Regions from separate parts of the Homo sapiens genome. Here region 2 is linked to region 1. Evidence: chromatin contacts called from ENCODE Hi-C or POLR2A ChIA-PET data. All regions are on one chromosome and are shown on one strand. Each heading gives the region's core, a stretch centred on a gene start or an enhancer-like site at or near the end of the contact. The rest is flanking DNA. Distances are from core to core; before and after follow the strand shown.

What was found. A loop is a pair of places that touch in the nucleus more often than their neighbours do. ChIA-PET counts read pairs that join two places held with the same protein, here RNA polymerase II (POLR2A). Pooled maps may share reads with other maps.
Region 2: a map of B cell shows a loop between it and region 1 (4-fold over the local background). The contact joins the promoter of CCL3-AS1 here to the enhancer-like site in region 1. A Hi-C loop is called at or near these places in 9 of 168 maps with a recorded cell type or tissue (B cell, CD8-positive, alpha-beta T cell, HCT116 and 6 more), 12 of 37 single-sample maps with no recorded cell type and 12 of 50 pooled maps. POLR2A ChIA-PET finds 5 or more read pairs at or near these places in 11 of 52 experiments (B cell, GM10248, HEK293 and 8 more).

Annotation. Positions count from the first base shown.
Region 1 is chr17:36,125,894-36,129,392 of GRCh38, reverse strand. The region is part of intron 2 of LOC101927369 (a long non-coding RNA gene); the gene reads left to right. Among named protein-coding and RNA genes, the nearest start is that of CCL4, 24 kb to the right of the region's middle. Within about 2 kb of position 1,997, at least 4 of the 41 ENCODE cell types and tissues checked have a DNase peak (open chromatin) inside an H3K27ac peak, as active enhancers do; they include B cell, where a contact is called at or near this core.
Region 2 is chr17:36,073,296-36,076,546 of GRCh38, reverse strand. CCL3-AS1 (CCL3 antisense RNA 1) reads right to left here and starts at 1,934. Exons shown (of 3, transcript NR_186417.1): 1 at 1,699-1,934.

The sequences.
Region 1 (3,499 bases), core at 748-3,247:
CACAACTTGACTCTCAGGTGCAAGAGGCTTAGCTTTCAGCCTGTCTCAGCTTTCAACATGCCTTCTTCAGTAAGCTTATGCATTTCTAACTTTTGATTTAAAGTAAGAGATGTGAGACTCTTCCTTTCACTTGAACACTTAGAGGTCATTGTAGGGTTATTCATTGGCCTCATTTCAATATTTTTGTGTTTAAGGGAATAAGGAGGTCTGAGGAGAAGGGGAGAGATGGGAGAACAGCTGGTGTGTGGAGCAGTCCGAACACACACAGCATTTATGGGTTAAGTACACTGTCTTACATGAGCATGGTTTGTGATACCCCAAAACAATTACAATAATAACATCAAAGATCACTAACCCCAGACCACCATAACACATAATAGTAATGAAAAATTTGAAATATTGAGAGAATTACTGGAGACACAGAGTAAACACATGCTGTTGGGAAAAAATAGTACTGATGGACTTGCTCAATGCAAGGTTGCCACAAACCTTCAATTTGTAAAAAAGTGCAGTATCTGTGAAGTGCAACAAAGTGAGGTAGCAATAAAATGAGGTGTGCCTGTGTTTATTCTCTCAGCCGTTAAAGCTAGAGTCAACTGCAGGTGTAACCGTTCCTCCTGGAGAAGGAGGTCAGCAGTTAGCAAGGCCACTCTACTTCCATCGTCATGAGGTTACTCATAGCTTCTTTGGATATTCCCTGGAACCCCGAACAGTGGCTATAAAGATTGTGAGCAATCCTGGGGAGAAATCCTGGCATGTTTGTTTTGGCATAGGAAGGGGCACTAAAGCCTGGAGCAGGAAAGCCTCAGGGTACCACAGACAGAGGCTGGGCTGTTCTGTGGTATGCCCCATCCCCCATCAAAATTGCCAGGAAGGGCACAAGTAAGGACTTCACTTATTTTAGCCTTTCCCCTAAATTACATTTGAGTAGCCACAGAAGCTGCTATCTCCAGGGGAGCATGAGCTCCTGGGGGCTTCCAAGACATCTGAGGATCATAACTGATGTCAAAGAAAGATACAAACTTCACAAGATAGTCTGGATGAATCAGATTTAATGAACCAAATAGAGCAAGACATAGGACATTGGGCTATAAGATGGAAAGCTTTTTGGTTGTGCTCTGTTCCTTCCTCACTAAGTCCGAGGAAGACTTCGGCTGTAAGGAAGACAGCAGCTGTGCCTGTCCTGCAGAGTCAGAATGATGCGATAACGTCATGGTGGGCTGGAGAGACCAGCAATACCAGCATGCTGATCTGCTGGCCAATGAGGAGCCCTCACTGTCAGCAGGAGTCCCATTTCTTCCTTCACGCTTCTGTGTTCTTCCCTCAGCTTCTTCAATTCCACTCTCACTCTAAGTTCCCCATTTTCACAGTCTGGCCCTTGGGAGAATATTCTCTCTGCTCTGAAGTCTGTAGAGTCTTGGCAGGAATGAAATTTGCGTTGTCATAACCCCCTTCTTTCCATCTCATAAGAAGATATTATAAAATCTCTGCTCAGAGCAAGCCATCTTCCCACCCTGCACATACCTTGTGTTCACCTCAGAGCTGCTCCCTCTTGGATTCCCACATGGAGGGCACATCCCCCACCTAGAGGAGTGACCCTACTCTCCACATCCAACTTCGGTCAGACCCAACCCAATCTGATGAGAAGGATGGAAAATGCAGGGTGATCCCTCTTGTAGGTCAAAGGAAGTGGGTCTGATGAATGCAGTGGGGACACAGCCTGCCTCTGTGTCAGATGATCCCCAGGCCTACGGCTCGGCCTGGAAACTTCTCTGCTCCCCTCGATCCTGAAAGGAGGACTGTGAGCACAGGTCACCTCATCCTCATGGTGATAAAAGCCACCAAAATGAAGACTGTGCCTTCTTCCAGTTAGGCTTTGATGTGCTGCACACACCTGGAACAATTTGTACCCTCAATGTCACCAGAAAGGAAGGCAGAGCAGAAACAGTAGGGCAGGAAGTATACACAAATACGAGGTCTCCAGGGAGTGCCCCCAGGTGAGCCAGTTCCTGTTCTATCTCACAGCTGGTTTCTCTCTAATTACAGTAGTGGTTTCTTGGAGATGTAATCGCCAAACATGAGACATTTAAGAACACTTTTTAGCACTTTGCTAATCCCAACAAGGCATGGATGTTCCTGGTACCTTTAGGAAAAGTGGCCAAAGAAATGAATCGTCTCTGTGTCATTTAGAAAATCAGAGTGAATGCGTAAGCTATGAAGCCAGGTGTAGTGTGCTGGGGGCCATCTGGGGCCTCCTGGAGGTTCAGTGACAAGAGGATTTGAAGAGCTTCTGGGAGAGATGTTGAAAGTGTGCTTGGAAGCCGCTGACCAACCCCCCAGCTGAGATCCCTATGCAGGTATGAAATTCGGGCTGCCGCTTAACTGCAGGGGCAGTAACAGGTGGGTAGTGAAGTCACTCCCTGAGAAGATGGGTGTTCAAAGGTTGCAAGCTGGCTGAGGGCCTAGAAGGTTGAGAGACAGAGTCTACCCTGATGCCTGGTGGTCTCTGACCTCTGCTTTGTACTCAGAGGTTCCTAGAGGAAATGCTGCTTCAGTGAGCTAAAGAGTGAACAAAATAACAAGAGAAGAACACTAAATGTTCCACACAAGCCTGAGTAGGATGCCTGCCCTCTCTCCTCCCCAAATTACAGAATCTCAGTGAAAGAGATGTGGAGGTAAAACCCCAATGACAGTCAAAGGAGGTGAGGCCAGACACGGTGGCTCACGTCTGTAATCCCAGCACTTTGGGAGGCCAAGGCAGGTGAATCATGAGGTCAGGATTTCGAGACCAGCCTGGCCAACATAGAGAAACCCTGTCTCTACTAAAAATACAAAAATTAACTGGGCATGGTGGCACACGCCTGTAGTCCCAGCTACTTGGGAGGCTGAGGCAGGAGAATTGCTTGAACCCGGGAGGCAGAGGTTGTGGTGAGCCAAGATCGCACCATTGCACTCCAGCCTGGGCAACAGAGCAAGACTCTGTCTCAGAAAAAGAAAAAAAAGAAGAAGAAGAAGGAGACGAATACAAAGCCTGCTTTGTCATTGGTGGTTGGAGCTGTGACAAGCACTCATGACCATCTATGGGGGGCCTGGACAAGACAATATACCCTAGCAGCAAAGAAATACTAGGCAAGCCAAGAGAAGGGCTCAGACTGAACACCCCTGGTAGTTAGTTCACATTGGCATCTCAGAATCTTTGGAGGTGCTAAATTTGCAAGCACCCAGGAAGGATGACTCAGTCTGAAGAAGGGACCAGGGCACCTGGAGATGGAGCAGTGATAGCTACAGGAGGCAGACAAATCCCTAGGCAGACAGGGGTGGGTCCCCAGTGAAACCCCGTCTTCAAACCAGAGACGGTTTAAAGCCTGAAAGCCAAGCTACGAGTCTTAGATAAATCCATAGACCAGACTGGGAACCTCTCTTCCCATTTGGCACACTTTCCTCTAATTGATCCCCACCCTTCACCTATTTTACATATACCTACACTTCCCTAATTGAT
Region 2 (3,251 bases), core at 685-3,184, 53 kb after region 1:
CCTGTCTCTAAAAGAATTTTTTTTAATTTAAATGTTTAAAAGAGAGAGGGGAAAGAATTCTTTTAACTGCCTACAGATGTAGTCCCTGCCCCCACTGCTAGGTTATCCCTGCATCTTTTAAAAAAATATTGAAGTTATGGGCAATGCATGTATATTTCCCTCGGATAGATGGGCATTCCTGAGGGTCCTCTCTCTGCATAGTTTCTTAGGTGAGAGATCCCACCCTTGCCCAACATCTTTCACCTCTCTCTTCTGCTCACACCACTGGCAGCATACCCTGGGCCTTTGCTAGCCTGGAAGACACCATTGAGCATGTTACAAAAAAGCACCATGGAGCACACCTAGCCCTGTGTGAGTGCAAGACCTTACAGGTGATGGGCAGACTGGCTTTCAGCACCCTCTTGCCCACACATCCAGGGGCCTTTGTAGACAGCGGCCCTGAGACCACCCCATCAGCTACTGCTGTTAAGATCCTTGTAAGCTAAGCAGTGGATCTCCTATTGGTAGGATGAGCACTTTAAGACTCAAAGGGGTTACTATTAATAACTATGCTGGCACAACTGGCATAAACTGGGTCATTTCCCAGACAAAATGGGACATGTGATTCCCCCAACCTTTGCGGAGTGTCACTGGGAGGATGGCTCGAGCCCAGCTCCCTTCCACAGGATCACTCGGCCAATGGAAAGCTCATTCCATGTGGTGGGAGAGCAGCCTCCAGCAATCCTTTTCCCTGCTTTGGTTCCTATCTTCTGTTTTCTTCTCCCCTGCTCATTTTGGCTCAGGCAAATCATGAGGTTCACCATGTAAGCTGACATCCAACTGGAAAATGAGTTGCCTTGTTTGCAGGTACTTCCAGTTTGTACAAGTTACCCTCTGGAGACCCCTTCACTGGGCTTCAAGAGCAGTTAGAAGTAAAGACCTCTCCTTCACAAAGGTGGAACCCACTAGGCTGGCCACTTTCTTTCCTTTTCCTATGTCTACAATGCCCTGGAAGGATTGTCTGGCCCCAGTTGTTAGTGACTTAGTTTAGAATATAAAGTCTATAATGAAAACTTAGTCTCAGATTTGGGAACTAGCCATCATTTGTGGGGCAACAGGGTATATCCCGATCAAAATCTTTTTACAAAACCGGTAAAATAATTCAGGAAAGACCAGGCACAGTGGCTCACGCCTGTAATCCCAGCACTTTGGGAGGCCAAGGCGGGCAGATCACCTGAGATCAGGAGTTCGAGACCAGCCTGGCCAACATGGTGAAACCCCATCTCTACTAAAAATACAAAAATTAGCTGGGCGTGGTGGTGCGTGCCTGTAATCCCAGCTACTCAGGAGGCTGAGGCACAAGAATCACTTGAACCCAGGAGGCAGAGGTGGCAGTGAGCTGCGATCATGCCATTGCACTCCAGCCTGGGCGACAAGAACAAAAACTGTCTCAAAAAATAATAATAATAACAATAATAATTATTATTATACAGGAAAATACAGAATGGCAAAGGGGTATATTATTACTGCATTATTAATGTAAAAATTGAGTATAGTGTTGAATAAAGTGAGAAAATCCCTAAGACAACTGGCATATAACAGGAGAGTCTGAATTGAACCCCCAATTTGGGAAGAACATGCTTGATGTGATGTAATCACAGGCAGGGGATTGGTCATCTTCACATATAAAGACAGAATTAATATGAGAAAGTTACATACATTTGGTAGATACTAGTTGGGTTCCAAGGTCTTTCTCTCTTTCTTTCTCTTTTATCCTTACATGATTCTTCGGAAAAGCAACCCCTCTGGTAGTCTGTGTGGTTTTCAGCCCATCAACATTGCTTGTTATAGACATTGATCAGCTGAAACAAATCAGTAAATCCACTTCTCTGGCCACAAAGATGAATTAAGATACAGGTTGGCAAACTTGCTCTGTAAAGGACCAAATGGAAACTACTTCAGGTTTTGTGGGTCATACAGTGTCTTTCACAACTACTCAGCTCTGCTTTGTCGTATGAAAATATGATTCATTCCAGGTAAGGAGTCCTTGCTAGACTGTGGGCTGTAAACAATACAGAAACAAATAAACCCAACTGCATTCCAATAAAACTTTTTTATGGACACTAAAACTCCAATTTCATACAATTTTCATATTTCTCAAAATAATCTTCTTTTGGATGTTTTCAATGACTTAAAATGTAAAAACATCTTAGCTCGCAGGCCATACAAAAACAGGTAGTAGGTCAAATTGGGCCCAATGGCCATAGTTTGCTGGCCCCTGGGTTAAGAGATGGGCTCTTAATCCAAGCCAGCCAGACCAATAAAAGTGGAACTCAGGCTCTTGGCTCAAAATACGAGGATACAGACATTGTCTTCCCAATTTGCTCTGGAAGTTTCTGGAAGCTATTCTGCCAATAGAGTAACTAGGATGAATATAGTAACTTCTTTCTAGGATGAAGCTCTCAAATGCAGGGAGATCAGAAATTCAGAAAGACATGTATAGTCCATAGCGAAACAAGGACCACTGAATCAAGTTTTGCCTGAAACTAATTCTATTTCTTGAAGCTTCAGTTATGTGAACTAATAAGTTCCCTTTATCATTTAAGCCAGATTGAGTTATTTTTCTGACACTGTGACTTAAACCATCCCTAACTAACATAGACTGCAATGTTGTAAGTATGGGTCCCCAAACGTGGAACTGGCTGAAGGCAGTAGCTAAGGTCAAAGTCAGTGGGGATACCTCTAGTTACCAAAATTGCCGGTTACCCCCATGGCCTGTTATATATTCTAAGTCCATCTTCGAGCCAAAGTTTTATCAAAAACGAAAATTCAGGGTATTGGAGACTATTTCTTGCATCAGTCTTAGTAAGGCCCACTAAGAAAGAAATTAACTTACTTTGAAACTGATTCTTCTGATAGCAGAGAAGGGGAAAAAAAGTAGTTTTTTAAAGAAATGTACTTTCTGCTTGCTGCCTGAAAACCAAGCTAATTAAGAATCCTGTGATCTGGAGCTTGCAGGACTAGAAGAGCAGAATTTTCCAGTCCAAGCTAATGTTAATATAAGCAAAAATGAGGAGGTGAGAGATTAGGCAGGACAGGAAAGCAGGTCCCGAAGCAGCCAAATCCACCTCCTTCTCAGATCCCACATTGTAAATATTTATCTTGATGATAAAATGAATGTATTAGTCAGTTATCCAGAAAAACAGAAACAGTAGGCTATTTCTCTCTATAGATATAGATTGGATACCAATGTTGATATAGATATAAATACC